2 separate regions of the Homo sapiens genome follow, and region 2 is linked to region 1. The links are chromatin loops, found by intact Hi-C in ENCODE. Cell type or tissue: dorsolateral prefrontal cortex. All regions are shown on one strand. Links, peaks and the distances in the headings refer to the core of each region. The heading gives the core; the rest is flanking DNA. Region 1 overlaps PRKAB1 (protein kinase AMP-activated non-catalytic subunit beta 1). Region 2 has its middle 17 kb from the start of CIT.

Evidence for each region. A loop is a pair of places that touch in the nucleus more often than their neighbours do. Peaks named below come from ENCODE experiments on the same cell type or tissue, not always from the same donor. Only the 100,000 strongest peaks of a DNase experiment are listed, where the experiment ranks them.
Region 2: it touches region 1 in a loop (2.6-fold over the local background); 8 of 110 quality-filtered maps call a loop at or near these places.

What each region holds. Positions count from the first base shown.
Region 1 is chr12:119,671,099-119,679,365 of GRCh38, forward strand. PRKAB1 (protein kinase AMP-activated non-catalytic subunit beta 1) reads left to right here. Exons shown (of 7, transcript NM_006253.5): 2 at 1,203-1,366; 3 at 2,866-2,959; 4 at 3,242-3,356; 5 at 5,439-5,572. It overlaps LOC124903033 (a long non-coding RNA gene), which reads right to left. Exons shown (of 2, transcript XR_007063485.1): 2 at 3,302-5,328. Among named protein-coding and RNA genes, the nearest start is that of PRKAB1, 7.1 kb to the left of the region's middle. RefSeq lists enhancers at 6,304-6,805, 6,806-7,305, 8,109-8,267. In dorsolateral prefrontal cortex, for the core only: no CTCF peak of the experiment used is centred there; no DNase peak of the experiment used is centred there; H3K27ac peaks cover 8,000 bases.
Region 2 is chr12:119,890,457-119,898,866 of GRCh38, forward strand. No RefSeq gene overlaps it. Among named protein-coding and RNA genes, the nearest start is that of CIT, 17 kb to the left of the region's middle. In dorsolateral prefrontal cortex, for the core only: no CTCF peak of the experiment used is centred there; no DNase peak of the experiment used is centred there.

The sequences.
Region 1 (8,267 bases), core at 1-8,000:
AGGTTATCATTTATCCTAATGAGGGTTCAGTCTTTGTCTTGCTTTATTCCCCAGTCCCTAGACAGAACTTTGTGAGTAGTTTTTCCCTTCCTCAAAATCTGGATTTGCCTATTTTCAAGTTGACAGCTCTAGAATTGTTCCTCTTAAATTTTCATGTACAGTCATACATCACTTAATGACAGGGACATATTCTGAGAAATACATCATTAGGTGATTTTATCATTGTGTGAACATCATAGAGTGTACTTACACAAACCTAGTCTGTTCTCATGCTACTATGTAGAAATACCCGAGACTGGGTAATTTATAAAGAAAAGAGGTTTAATTGACTCAGTTCCGCATGGCTGGGGAGGCCTTAGGAAACTTACAATCATGGTAAAAGGCACCTCTTCACAGGACGGCAGAAGAGAATGAGAGCAAGCAGGGGAAATGCCAGATGCTTATAAAACCATCAGATCTCATGAGACTCACTCACTGTCAGAGAACAGCATGGGGAAACCGCCCCCATGATCGATACCTCCACCTGGTCCTGCCCTTGACACGTGGGGATTATGGGGATTACAATTCAAGGTGAGATTTGGGTGGGGACGCAGAGCCAAACCGTATCACCTAGTCTATATGGTGTAACCTGTTGCTTATGGACTATAAACCTGTACAGCATGTTATTCTACTGAATACTGTAGACACTTATTCCACAAGTATATTTAAGGATTTGTGTACTTAAATGTATCTAAACATAGAAAAGATAACAATAAAAATATGGTATAATCTTATGGGACTACCATATACACAGTCCGTCGTTGACTAAGACATCATGCACATGACTGTACTTCAAATCTTGCTTGATTAAGGGAGGAACATGACATTAAGCTAGTCTTGGATTCGTAGTAGCCCCTTCCAAGTGTGTTTCATAGCTTCTTCTAGAATTTTGATGTCAACTTCTTTAATGACAACAATAGCTAATAATTAGCACTCACTGTGTCAGACACTATATAGAGCACTTACATGGACTGTCTCAGTCTTCACAACCTTAAAAAATATATTTCTATTTTGCAGGCAAGGAAACTGAGGCACCACTAGTAAGTTTCCGATCCTAACCATGAACCAAGATAGTAACAGCTGCGTCTTTAGAATGAATTGTCAATATTGTCTGTTGTAGGGAGCTCGCTTATGGCTTTCTGAGTAAACTGCTCTGCTTCTAGGCACCAGAGAAGGAGGAATTCCTGGCCTGGCAGCATGATCTGGAAGTGAATGATAAAGCTCCCGCCCAGGCTCGGCCAACGGTGTTTCGATGGACGGGGGGCGGAAAGGAAGTTTACTTATCTGGGTCCTTCAACAACTGGAGTAAACTTCCCCTCACCAGAAGGTAATTGCCTGGGGAGTGTTCACATATTTGTCTTAACATAAATTCTCTTCTTTCTAAAACATCTCTGAGAGAGAACAGAAAATGGATGTTTCTATAAAATGGATGCCTAGTGGAAAAATAATTTTGCTTAATAAGTCTTAAGGTTCAAATGTTAAACCTTGGTGGTCTCTAGGTTTAGAGTACAGAAGAAAGAGAATATTTCTGTGTCACAGACATCTTTCACTTCAGATCCTCAGCTATCTGTTCGGTCAGGACTTTTCCACAGAAACACAAAAATCTGTCTTAATGCAGTAAGGGAGCACTGGGCTGGAATCTTAGAAACCCACATTTGAGCCCACATTGGCCATGCTGTCAGTCACCTAACGTTAGTTAACCTGAGCCTCAGCGTTCGTTTCTGTAAAGAGGGAATATTGGACCAGATCATCTCTGAGGTTTCATCTAACTTTGACTCTGCGTAATACTTTGTTTGAAAAGTACATGTTGGCTGGGCATGGGGGCTCATGCCTATGATCTCAGCACTTTTGGGGGCTGAGGCAGGAGGATTGCTTGAGGCTAGGAGTTCAAGACCAGCCTGGGCAACATAGTGAGACCCCCATCTCTACAAAAAAATTAAAAATTAGCTGGACATGGTGGTGCACACCTGTATCCCCAGCTACTCGGGAGGCTGAGATGGGAGGATTGTTTGAGCCTGAGAGGTCAGTGCTGTAGTGAGCAGTGGTTGCACCACTGCACTCCAGCCTGGGCAACAGAGCAAGACTTTGTCTCCAAAAAGAAAAGAAAAATACATGCTATGTAGGTGTCATTAGCAAGGATTATAGTAAGACATTTTATCAGGAACCCCAGCATGGACTTCTGTCTTAAGTTGTCAGTGAGAGAACACCTTTAGTGAGTATTCTTGATAAAATGAGGGAGAAAGTGTCAGGCCTATTGTCAGGGGCTGCCTGCTTTCCAGCGTTTCCATTGGAGAAGGAGGGAGCCACTCAGCACAGCAGTCACAGGTCAGTTCAAGCCAGGGGACAAAACAACCCAGTGAAGGGGCTCTTCCGGAGTTTGGTTTTTCAGTCATTAGGCAAGTTTCTTTAGAGAACATTTGAGCTTCCTATTCAATTGATCCCTTCTCCTGCCCAAGGCAAAGTGACAAAGGGTAAAACGAGGCAGCTTCTGTTTATCTTGTGTTGTCATCCTCCTTGGCATCCAGGAGCCTTGCGAGCTTGAGACGCACAAATGCCTGACTGTTGACCTTTTAACATTAGGGATGTGGTTTCCTGGTATTTGAGTAAGGTGAGTTTTCAGGAAACTGTGTCGCACTGCTGCTTCCTTATAGCCTTTTCAGATTGAGGTCATTATGCTGAATTGTCTAAATGGGCTAAAAATGTTTGTTCTCCTGCAGCTGAACTCTTGGTTTTATGTGGAAACGTTTTGTTCTGTAGCTGGTTTGGCAAGTAAGCTCGGGGGGCAGCCCACCCCACGGAAGTCCTCTGCTTCCTTTTTCCTTGCAGCCACAATAACTTTGTAGCCATCCTGGATCTGCCGGAAGGAGAGCATCAGTACAAGTTCTTTGTGGATGGTCAGTGGACGCACGACCCTTCCGAGGTACTCTTCCTCCCACCTCTGGTCCTCTGGGTGCCCGCACATTCCAAACAAATCACCTTCCCAAGAGATTGCCGCTAGGTCCCTTTGCCCAGCTAGTAAAAGTCCCCGTGTGTGGCAGAGCTGAGTAGCAGCACTACCTGTCAGACAGTTGGCATACTTGACCAAGATGAGCAGGGTGGCTAGCCAGGAGATGAGGCCTTCCAGCCAGGAATTCCAAGTCCTCTGAAGAATAACTCCGCAGACCTTCCACGTTATGATTTCTGCCTATCTGTCTCTTCCCAGCCCATAGTAACCAGCCAGCTTGGCACAGTTAACAACATCATTCAAGTGAAGAAAACTGACTTTGAAGTATTTGATGCTTTAATGGTGGATTCCCAAAAGTGCTCCGATGTGTCTGGTATGAACACAGTTATTTTATACCACATGCGTGCAGGTGGGGGCTGTACAGTCTAGACATACTCTTGTTTCTCTTGCCTCTCTTGAGCTGAAGCTGCCCAGTCAGATAGGCATTTATAGCCCCCACTTAAAGGCCACAGAACTTAATTCCTGTCAGGTTGTTGAAATTTAGCCCTAAGGGAGCTACAAGTCATTTCCCTGGTCATCTCAGGTATTCAGTAGGTCTGCTTGGCCACAGAACGCAGACAGCAGAAATGGAACCATAGCTTGATCTCGTGCCAAGGGCAGGGCTGAAGAGGCCCTGGAGGGTGGCACTGAGTCAGTGACAGCCCAGCACTGGGGAAGCCTGTGTCTCATCCCACTTGTGGTGCCTGAAGAATTTCAGCCTGACAGGTGTAAATGGACACCTCAGTGACCTTAGCAGTCACTTATGTGGTACATTAGCACCTTGTCAGAATCCCTTTGGGGAGGATGCGGCTCCCCACGGGAAACAGCCTGCACAGCCCAACTCTCCTTGATGGGAAGCTATTTGGTACAGAAATACAGACCCAGTAAAACTTCTCCATCTTGTAAGAGCCTTTCAGGCATCGAGGTTTCAATAAATTGCTTTCCCTCCAAGCCCCACAGGAAGAAACTACCTGGAACATGATTCATACAGTTCGGGGGAAGAGGGTTGCGATCTAAAGTGTTCCCCTTCTTGGAGGCGGGGGCTTAACAATTCCTGGACTCTGAGGGAGGCAGTGGAAAGATGCCCTGGCAGAATATCTGGCGCCCTAAGAAAACAGATTCCGTTCGTTGACAGGAGAGTTCTTCATCATTGTCTAGTTAGGCCTGGAAGTTCTGCCACCAGGATTTCTTGTTACCAGTTCAGAAATCACAGTGGTAAAATGATCACAATGGGCTCACTGTGGTTGACAGTTTGTTGAGCAGGACTTGGAAATCCGAAATCTGTGCTTTTATCTGGGTAATTAGTCTTTTAGAGATATCATCTAGTTTTTTTGCAGATAGTTGAGAATCAGGGAATGGAGGAAGTGTGCCCAAATATCCTCCAAAATATATAACTTACTGATACATGTAATTTTAAGCCACTTACAAGCTTTTTAGTCAAATTTCCACCTAGGGAAAGGAAACGGACCCCTCACTGATACGAAGCTAATTCCACGTTCTCTACAGACTTCTGTTTCGACACTTACTTCCTCAAAATGTTATTTACTCCTTATGGCTCAGTTTTCTGCACTTCATGCTTTTCTCAGTTTCTTGCTGTGATATGGTTGGGTCACATAAACGGGGCTTGTCCCCTGAAAAATGACATTGAGGGAATTGGCAGAGCTGGGGCATAGCAGATTTTCCCTGGACCAGTCCCAGGATCTGGCGACCAGAACCATCCCACGCGTTCTTTGGATGATGGCTTGGTACCTTCTGGCTGGCCAAACGTCACTATCCAGTGTTCTAGCATTATGAAATCCTGCTCTTGTAGCAGCTTCTCAGTGTATCTGAATAATCCAGATACTCAAGCAAGAGTTTGGAAGGAACTTGAGTGTAATGGAGTTAAAGAGCCTTTAGATATTGGGCTTTCAATTTTCCCCCCCATTTTGAAATGTGCCTCGTTTAGCCTGTTTTCTCCACGGCCTCTGTGTAAACAGACTGCCTCATCTTCTGTTGCATTGCGGCCGGGGGTGCCCATAACTTGGACTTAGCTACTCAATCCTCACTTAGCCTCCAGCTTCTTTGTGGTTTTGCCAGCCCAGCCTGAAGGGAGAAGGAAGTCTTATTCTGCCGTGCGTGTGGGATTAAGTTATCGAGAATAGCCTCCTTGTGATCTGACGCAGACTCACTGGCTGGGCCGTGTCTTCCACCAGGGCATCTGAGTTGACTACTGAGTTGTATGCTAGTCACCCAGATTCCAAAAGGGTTTTCTCCTCTCCTCTATTCTGCACTCTTGGAACCAGTGCATCCTTCAAGAGAATGTAAATCTGCATTGAGGGAACAAGAGACAAGGAAAATGAGATGATGACAACATAAGTAAGGCTGCTCCTAGAATGCCTGATTTTCAAAGTAAAGTCCTGTTACCATCTCCCAACAGAGCTGTCCAGTTCTCCCCCAGGACCCTACCATCAGGAGCCCTACGTCTGCAAACCCGAAGAGCGCTTTCGGGCACCCCCTATTCTCCCCCCACATCTCCTCCAGGTCATCCTGAACAAGGACACGGGGATTTCCGTAAGTATGTGGGCATCTGCCCGGACCATCCGCCGTGGGTCATGTTCAGTTGCTTTCTTTCCTGTGTCCACCTCTTGCAAAGCAGCTGGTGAGCAAGCTCAGTGTCACCCCCTAGTGTGAACTGTGCCGTTCACCTCTGCTGTGGGGATGGGCTGATAACAAGAGGTTCCCAGTGTGGACACCGCTGCCTCGTCTTGCAAAGCCTTTCTGCACTACTCTTCCTTGTCCTTCACGCCTGCCTCAGTCTAAGCCCTGTTCAATTTACATTTCATGACAAACTGTATCACCATCTCTTCTTAGTAAGCTACATGCTCTGGCCCCCACATTTTAGAATCTAGTTTTAATCATTCAATTGCTTTTAGAAATATCAGTACTCCTGGATCAAAATTTGGGATATCTAGGTAACACACATTTCTCCTCCGGGAAATTATTACATGCAGAAAAGAAGTGTGTGTCCTCCTGGATCTTGAAGAACAGCCAGTTCTGTTGTGATTCTGTTTTCTGTTCCATCTAACCTGGATTGCCTGCCCAGTCCGCCTAGCTCTGGGATGCATGGCACAGCCGTAATTCTTGGGAATCCAGGAATTCAGCTTGGTCCAAGCTACCTCTTAAGAGGCATTGTTTACGAGGTGCTTAAAGTAACCATGCTGCTACTGAACACTCCACCCTGAAGTGGAGGGCATGTGTGCTGAGACGAGGAATGCACGTGTACACATGCAGGTGTCCCTACAGTGGTCCCTGCCGGGCTGCCAGGACAGGGTCTCAGTGCTTGTTACCCTACAGGGTACCCAACAGGGCTTGCCTTTCTCAGGTCACCTCCTGTGCTGGGAGTGCCCCTGCAGCTGGGTAGCCATCCTGGTATAGGCCCAGAAGAGGCCAGTGGTAAGGACAGCACGCCTCAGCTGGCAGGGCCCACCATCTTTCCAGCACTGAGTTGGCAACAGTCTCAAATAGGTCACAGGTGAAGAGTTTCAAGGACATGTAGCTTCTGCCTTAGAAGCACTTAGTTGACACTGCTTCCCTTAGCTCTAACTTTACAAAGGTTGGTGGGTAAGATGACTTTCAGTGCCCTCCTAAGCTAGTGAGGTTTGTTTTTTTTTTTTTTTTTTTTTGAGACGGAGTCTTGCTCTGTTGCCCAGGCTGGAGTGCTGTGGTGCCATCTTGGCTCACTGCAAGCTCCGCCTCCCGAGTTCACGCCATTCTCCTGCCTCAGCCTCCCGAGTAGCTGGGACTACAGGCCCCCGCCACCACGCCCGGCAAATTTTTTGTATTTTTAGTAAAGATGGGGTTTCACCATGTTAGCCAAGATGGTCTCGATCTCCTAGCCTCGTGATCCACCCGCCTCGGCCTCCCAAAGTGCCGGGATTACAGGCGTGAACCACCGTGCCTGGCCAGGTTTTGTTTTTTCTAGAAAAGGGAGGCATCACTAGCCATCTTCTCTGATGGAGACTGCTGCTGGGAATAGACAAGCTGAGAGTGGCCCAGGGGGCTGGGAATATGAGAATGTCAGGACCCCTCTGTCCAAGGTAGCACTAAGCTCTAATGTAAACTGTGGTTACAGTTGTCACTACTAAAGGGTTAACATTTATTTTGCCCCAAACTAATCTTAAGTGCTTTTCGTGTATTCTTATTCAAGCCTCACAACAACCATGTGAAGTAGGTGCAATTATTACCCCCATTTTAGGGATGGGGAAACTGAGGCACAGAGCAGTAGGGAGAACACTTAAAATCTACTGTCTTAGAGATTTTCAAGAATACATTGTTACTAATAGTCACCGTGTTGTACAGTGGATCTCTTGAACGTATTCCTCCTGTCTAACTGAAATGTTGTATTCTTTGACCAGCATCTCCCTACCCCCACCACTCCTAGCCGCTGGCAACCACCACTCTACTCTCTACTTCTGTGAGTTCGACTTTCTTGGATTCCACATAAGTGACATCACATGGGATTTGTCTTTCTGTGCCTGGCTCATTTCACTTAATGTCCTCCAGGTTTATCCATGCTGTCACAGATGACAAGATTCCTTTTGTAAGGCTCAGCAGCACTGCATTGTGTATCAGTACCTCATTTCTTTATCCATTCATCCATTGTGGACACCTACGTTGATTCCACGTCTTGGCTATTATGAATAGAGCTGCAGTGAACGTGGGAGTACAGATATCTCGACATGCTGATTTCATTTCCTTGGAGTATCTACCCTGTAGTGGGATTGCTAGACCATGTGGTAATTTTAGTTATAACTTTTTAGGAACCTTCATGCCATTTTCCATAATGGTTGTACTAATTTACATGCCCATCAGCAGTGCACTAAAAGTAGCTTTTAAGTGTTCTCACCACAAAAACATGGTAAGCATGTTCTGCGTGTGTTGATGAGCTTGATTTAGCCATTCCACAATGTGTCCATATTTCAAAACAACATATTGTACATGGTAAATATACATAATTTTATCTGTCAATCTTTGAAATTGATTAATTTTTTAAAAACCCCTCTTAGGCTCACACAGCAACTGGCTGAGCCAGCAGTCACATCAGGCTTGGCTGGTGCCAGATCCTTGGTAGTTGGTGCTCTCAGCAGCCACCCTGAATGGCCTCCCAGCGGGAGCTTGCTGAGTATTTGTTGACACAATGATTGGCCCAGCCTCTGGGATCCTAAGCCTACAGCAGTTGTTCTACACTTTTTTCCATTTGAATTGC
Region 2 (8,410 bases), core at 85-8,084, 220 kb after region 1:
CTGACCTCAAGTAATCCACCGGCCTCAGCTTCCCAAAGTGCTGGGATTAAAGGCGTGAGCCACTGCACCCAGTCCCTCCTTCCCTCTTATAAAGACTCTTGTATCTCATCTTGGATAATCCCGAATAACTCCCCCATCTCAAGATTTTAAATTTAATCACATTTGAAAAATCCCTTTTGTTATAAGGTAATATACCCTTGGGTTCTAGGGAATGGAATGTTGACATCTTTGAAGCACTAATATTGGGCCTACTGGAAAGGTTGAAGAAAAGTTAGTGCAGGCAAGAATAGGTAGGTGAGGTCAAAGACTTTCCTTTTTTTTTTTTTTTGAGATGGAGTCTCGCTCTGTCGCCCAGGCTGGAGTGCAGTGGCACGATCTCGGCTCACTGCAAGCTCTGCCTCCCAGGTTCACACCATTCTCCTGCCTCAGCCTCCCAAGTAGCTGGGACTACAGGCGCCCGCCACCACACCTGGCTAATTTTTTGTATTTTTTAATAGAGACGAGGTTTCACCATGTTAGCCAGGATGGTCTCGATCTCCTGACCTCGTGATCCGCCCACCTCAGCCTCCCAAAGTGCTGGGATTATAGGCATGAGCCACCGTGCCCAGCCTTAAAGACATTCCTTTTTAATGACTAAACGCTTATCCATTACAAAGAATTATGTTTGCAGTTTCATTCTTTAAGACTAACTGGATTGGCCTTTTCCATGATAAATAATATTGGGTTGCACTTTTCTACTCCTTTTGCTTTTAGACTGCTTTTGTAATGTTTTCTCTATTTTTCAACTTCTAATAAAGTGAAAACACTTGGAGAGGCTGACTGCAAGATGCATTAGTTCAGCTTTCCGTGTGAGAAAGATCTACAGAACCCAAAGATTTCTATTTGGGGCATGTATATATTGGCAAAAACACTGTCCAGCCTTGCATAGCTCTTTGCTTAAATTAATTTTTTTTTTGAGACAGGGTCTCACTCTGCTGCCCAGGCTGGAGTGCAATGGTGCAACCTCAGCTCACTGCAACCTCCAACTCCCAGGTTCAAGTGATCCTCCTGCCTCAGCCTCCTGAGTAGCTGGGACCACAGGCGCGCACCACCATGCCCGGCTAATTTTTGCATTTTACTAGAGAGGGCCACCATGTTGGCCAGGCTGGTCTCAAACTTCTGACCTCAGGTGATCTGCTGATCTGGGCCTCCCAAAATTCTGGAATTAGAAGTGTGAGCCACTGCACCGGGCCCATCTTAACTTTTTTTTTTTTTTTTTTTTTTTGAGACGGAGTTTCACTCTTGTTGCCCAGGCTGGAGTGTAATGGCGAGATCTCGGCTCACTATAACCTCCACCTCTGGGTTCAAGTGATTCTCCTGCCTCAGCCTCCCAAGTAGCTGGGATTATAGGCGCCTGCCACCACACCTGGCTAATTTTTGTATTTTTTAGTAGAGATGGGGTTTTGCTATGTTGCCCAGGCTGGTCTTGAACTCCTGACTTCAGGTGATCCGCTGACATCAGCCCCTCAAAGTTCTGGGATTACAAGTGTGAGCCACCACTCTCGGCCCATCTTAACCCTTTTTTTTTTTTTTTTTTTTGAGACGGAGTCTTGCTCTGTTGCCCAGGCTGGAGTGCAGTGGCACAATCTCGGCTCACTGCAACCTCCACCTCCCAGGTTCAAGCAATCCTCCTACCTCAGCCCCCCTAGTAGCTGGGATTACAGGCATGCGCCACCATGCCCGGCTAATTTTTGTATTTTTAGTAGAGACGGGTTTTGGCCATGTTGGCCAGGCTGATCTCAAACTCCTGACCTCAGGTCCTCCACCTGCCTCGGCCTCCCAAAGTGCTGGGATTATGGGTGTGAGCCAACACGCCATGCCATCTTAACCATTTTTAAGCGTACAGTTCAGTGGTAGTAAATGCGTTCACATGGTTGTGCAAACATCACCACCATCCATACACGGAACTCTTTTCATCCTGCAAAACTAAAACTCCATCCCCATTAAACACAAACTCCCCATTCTCCACTCCCCCAAAGCCCTGGAAACCACCATTCTACTTTCTGTCTCTGAAATTTTGACTACTCTAGATATCTCATATAAGTGGAATCATATAATATTTGTTCTTCTGTGACTGGTTTGTTTCCCTTAACACAAGTTCATCCATGTTGTAGCATGTGTCAGAATTTCCTTCCTTTTTAAGACTGAATAATAGTCTATTGTATGGATAGACCACATTTTGTTTATCCATTCATCTGTTTTGGGAAGGGGGTTGTTTGTTTGCTTTGAGAAAGGGTGTTGCTCTGTCACCCAGGCTGGAGTGCAGGGGTGTGATCAGGGCTCACTGCAAGCTCCAACTCTTGGGCTCAAGCAATTCTCCCACCTCAGCCTCCTGAGTAGCTGGAATGGCAGGCATGCACCACGACATCATTTTGTTTGTTTGTTTTTTGTTTTTGAGACAAGGTCTCATTCTGTTGCCCAGGCTGGAGGGCAGTGGTGTGATCTTGGCTCACTGAAACCTCCACCTCCCAGGTTCAAGCAATTCTCATGCCTCAGCCTCCCAAGTAGCTGGGATTACAGGTGTGCACTACTATGCCCAGCTAATTTTTGTATTTTTAGTAGAGATGGGGGTTTCACCATGTTGGCGAGGCTGGTCTCAAGCTCCTGACCTCAGGTGATCCACCCGCCTCGGCCTCCCAAAGTGCTGGGATTATAGGCAAGAGCCACTGTGCCCGGCCCCCATTCATCTGTTGATGAGCACTTGGGTTTACTTCTACCTTTTGGCTATTGTGAATAATATGTACAAATATCTCTTTGAATCCCTGATTTCAATTATTTTGGATATATCTCCCGAAGTGGAATTGCTGGATCATAAGGAAATTCTATTTTGAGTTATTTAAGGAACCACCATTCTGTTTCCCACAGTAGCTGCATCATTTTACATTCCCAGCAATGCACCAGGGCTCCGATTTCTCTACATCCTCGTCAACACTTGTTGTTTTCTGTTTGGCAGTAGGCGTCCTAATGGGTGGGAAGTGGCATCTCCTTGCATAGTTCTTCGAAGCTGTCACATCAGCTCTTTACTTCCCACATATTACGTAAAGGGAGAATGCCAGCATATGCCCTCCATAGCCTTAATTCTGAACTCCTGACTTCCATTTCCTGGTCCACCCCGGGAGAACTGGACAGAAACTGAAGGAGTCATGATGTTCTCCAAAATGAAGCACAAGGAAATAGGTTTAAGCCAGCTGATTCCCAAGCTAGGCTAGGAGACTTTACAGATGATCAAATTTCCAAATGTATGTGTGTGTGTGTGTCTCTGTGTGTGTGTGTGTGTGTGTGTGTGTGAGACTGACATAGGATTTCAACAACTTATTTTGCAAAATAAGAATATTTTTTAAAATGTTTAATGTTATTTTATAATATTTTTGTTTTATAATATTTTATTCTGCTTTATTTAAAGACAGAGCCTCGCTATATTGTCCAGGCTGGAGTATGGTGGCTATCCACAGGAATGATCACAGCTCACTGCAGCCTTGAACCCCTGGGCAATCCTCCTGCCTCAGCCTCCCTAGTAGCTGGGACTACAGATGCATGTCACAGCACCTGGTTCTATTATTTTATTTTATTTAAAAATAATATGTATTTTAATATTTCTAAATGTTCAAATAATTTTAAAAGAGCATCTGTTATCATGACTTCATAAAAGCAATGAAATTAAAATGACAGAAAAACTGAGACTATATTATTCAGGATTCTCCAGAGATGCAGAGATGCAGAACTAATCAAAGATATATACATGCATACATACACATCTATTATACATACACACCCATATATACACACATACATATGCACACACACACATACATATCCATATACTTACACACATATATACACACATACACACATATATAATACACATATGTATACACACATGCACACACGCATACACATAACCACATATATACACACATACACATATGCACACATATATGCCCATATATAATACACACATATACACACATACACACATATACAGAAACACATATACACACGTATACACATGAATACACATATACATATGTATATACATACACACGTGTATACACATATTTATACATACATATATACACAAATATACACACATATATATGCTTACACGATATATACATACATATATACACATACATATATATACATACCAACATCTGTACATATATATACATACACACATATACACACATATATACATACACACACATATATACACACACACAATATACATACACACCTAGATACACACACACCTATATACACACACACACACATCTCTGAAGCTGGCAGACCTGGGTTTAACTTCTAGCTATGCCCCTTATTACCTGTGTGTAGGCAAATTATGTAACCTCTTTTTTGTCTCCATTTCGTCATCTATAAAATAAGATCACAACACCTACCTCCCTGGGCTGTTGTAAGAAATATGTTACATAATTTGCCTCCGACCTGGGTTTCTTCCAGGGGTCTTTATCTTAGAAAATGTCCATCTGGAAGTATACAAACCTGAAGCTAGGCAATGAAGCTGTAAAAGTTTTTCTGGGGAAGTGCTCTCTGAGCTGATATCAGAAGGAAAGGTGGGAGTTAACCAGGGAAAGAGTGGGAGAAAATATTCCAGGCAGAGGGAACAGCACATTCAAAGACCCAGCAGTGAAAAGGAGCCCTGACAGGAAGATGTTGGTCAAAAGGTACAAAGTTTCACTTGATAGGATGAATCAATTCAGGAGAGCTATTGTACTGCATGGTGACTCTAGTTAATAACAATGTACTGTGTGCTTGAAATTGGCTAAAAAATAGATGTTGGCTAGGCTTGGTGGCTCATGCCTGTAATCCCATTGCTTTGGGAGGCCAAGGGCAGGAGTTTGAGACCAGCCTGGTCCATCCTGGTGAAACCCCATCTCTATGAAAAATACAAAAATGAGCCAGGCATGGTGGTGGGCACCTGTAATCCCGGCTACTTGGGAGGCTGAGGCAGGAGAATCGCTTGAACCCGGGAGTTGGAGGTTGCAGTGAGCTGAGATCGTGCCACTGCACTCCAGCCTGGGTGACAGAGTGAGACTCTGCCTCAAAAAAAAAAAAAAAAAGTAGATGTTAAATGTTCTCACTACAAATAAAGGTGAGGTGATGAATATGTTAATTAGTTTGATTTAATCATTTCACATGTATACGTACATCAAAACCTCATGTTGCACACTGTAAATGTACACAATGTGTATTTGTTGATTATACCTTAATAAAGGTGGAGGAGGAAGGGCAAGAGAGCCTTGAGTATCAAATTGAAAGAAAGCAGTGTCCCTAAAGCTCTGAACACAGTGAGGGATGAAGATGAGGGCTTAGTTGAATACTTTGGTTTTGAAATGCGTGTCCACTTCTAATGGCTGCTATAACAATTTTTCAGCAACGTGGTGGCTAAAAGCAAACAAAATTTATTCCCTCACAGTTCTAGAGGCTAGGAATATGAAATCACTATTGCTGGACTGAAATCAGCGTGTCAGCAGGGGATACACTCCCTCGGGAGCCTCTAGCAGGAGAATCTTTGCCTTTCCTCACTTAGCTTCTGGTAGCTGCCAGCATTCCTTGGCTTGTGGCTGTTTCACTCCAATCTTCAAGCCTAGCATCTTTAAGTCTCCCTCTGCTCTGTCTTCATGTCACCTTCTCTGTATGTTGTCCGATCTCCCTCTGCCTCCCTCTTAAAAGAATATATGTGACTGGGCGCGGTGGTTCACGCCTTTAATCCTGCACTTTGGAAGGATCACTTGAGCCCAGGAGTTTGAGACCAGCCTGAGCAACACAGTGAGACCTTGTCTACAAAAAAATCAAAAAATTAGCTGGGCTTGGTGGTGCATACTGTGGTCCCAGCTACTTAGTAGGCTGAGGTGGGAGGATTGCTTGAGCCCAGAAGGTGGAGGCTGCAGTGAGCCACAATTGCACCACTGCACTCCTGCCTGGATGGCTGAGCAAGGCTCTGTCCCAAAAAAAGAAAAAAAAAAATGCTTGATAGAATCCAGAACAATCTCTCCATCTCAAGACCCTTCTTTTTTATTTTTTTTTTTGAGACAGTCTTGCTCGTTGCCCAGGCTGGAATGCAGTGGTGAGATCTCAGCTCATTGTAACCTCTGCCTCCCAGGTTCAAGTCATTCTCCTGCCTCAGCCTCCTAAATAGCTGGGATTACAGGCACCTGCCACCACGCCCAGCTAATTTTTGTATTTTTAAAAGAGACAGGGTTTTGCCCTGTTGGCTAGGATTGTCTTGAACTCCTTACCTTAGGTGAGCCACCTGCCTCGGCCTCCCAAAGTGTGGGGATTACAGGCACGAGCCACTGCACCTGGCCATCTCAAGATCCTTAATCACATCTTCAAAGCTTTTCCTTCCTTTTTTTTTGGAGATGGAGTCTGGCCTTGTCACTCAGTCTGGAGTGCAGTGGCATGATCAAGGTTCACTGCAACTTCCGCTTCCCGGGTTCAAGCCATTCTCCTGCCTCAGCCTCCTGAATAGGTGGGACTATAGGCGCGCACCGCCACGCCCGGCTAATTTTTTGTATTTTTTAGTAGAGACGGGTTTCACCGTGTTGCCCAGATTGGTCTCGGACTCCTGAGCTCAGGTAATCCACCCGGCTCGGCCTCCCGGAGTGTTAGGATTATAGGCGTAAACCACCGCACCCGGCCATTCAAAGAGCCTTTTTCTAAATAAGGTAACATTTACAGGGATTAGGACATGGCCATCCTTTGAGGGACTATTCTGCAGCCTACCACAAAAAAATGCATTTTATAATCAAGGCCTGGCATACAGAGAGCATTGAATAAATATTGGCTACTAGTATCATTACCAATGTCAAAATCATTACTATCTAAGATATCTTGTTTGCCTTTTCACCTTAACTCCATGCAACTAGACTTGAGCAAAATTTTAGGGATTAGTCATCCGCTTTTTCATTTATTTACTTATTTTTGGGCAATATGTACATTTACATAGTTCAAACTCAAAAGGCACATCCAAAGAGAATATCTCCCTCCAGACTACCATTTCCTCTTCATGGAGGTATCAATGAACGACTTTTATGTGATTCCTCCCAGAATTACATTCCATAGAAAAACCACATATTTGACCAGGCGCAGTGTCTCATGCCTGTAATCCCAGCACTTTGAGAGGCCGAGGAGGGAGGACTGCTTGAGTCTAGGAGTTTGAGACCAGCCTGGGCAATATACCAAGACCTCATCTCTACTAAAAATAAAAAAAATTACCAGACGTATTGGTTTTCGCCTATAATCCCAGCTACTCAGGAGGCTGAGTCAGGAGAATCGCTTGAACCTAGGAGGCAGAAGTTTCAGTGAGCCGAGATTGCACCATTGCACCCCAGCCTGAGTGACAAGAGCAAAACTCTGTCTCAAAAAAAAAAAAAAAATAACATAATGAAATCCTGTCTCTACTAAAAATACAAAAATTAGCCAGGCATGGTGGCGTGTGCCTGTAGACCCAGCTACTCAGCAGGCTGAGGTGGAGGAGGATCACTTGAGCCAAGAGTTGGAGTCTGCAGTGAGCTGTGATCATGCCATTGCACTTCAACCTGGGCGACAGAGTGAGACCCTGACTAAAAAAAAAAATATATATATATATATATATATGGCAACTCTATTACTACATAAAGAGCTTCTAGCTTTCTTCCTGCTTTATTTCCTTCTTTTTTTGGGGGGGGCGGGGGGGTCAGAGTCTCTCTCTGTCACCCAGGCTGGAGTGCAGAGGCATGATCATGGCTCACTGCGACTTCCTGAGCTCAGGCAATCCACCCACCTTAGCCTCCTGAGTAGCTGGGACTTCAGGCACCTGCCACGACAACCAAATAATTTTTGTGTTTTTTTGTAGAGGCGTGGTCTTGCTATGTTACCCAGGCTAGTCTTGAACCCCTGGGCTCAAGCGATCCTCCTGCCTCAGCCTCTGATAGTGCTACAATTTATTTATCTTTTATAGCTGCATAGTATTCCATGGAATGGTTGTATCAAACTTTATTTAATCAGCCTAAAAATGATGGGCATTTAGGTTGTCTCTAATGTATCGCTACATCAAACAATGCTGCAAAGAGTGACTTTTATGTATGTTTCACACGTGCAAGTTTATCTGTATGATAATTTTTTTTATTATACTTTAAGTTTTAGGGTACATGTGCACAATGTGCAGGTTAGTTACATATGTATACATGTGCCATGTTGGTGTGCTGCACCCATTAACTCATCATTTAGCATTAGGTGTATCTCCTAATGCTATCCCTCCCCCCTCCACCCACCCCCACAACAGGCCCCGGTGTGTGATGTTCCCCTTCCTGTGTCCATGTGTTCTCATTGTTCAATTCCCACCAATGAGTGAGAACATGTGGTGTTTGGT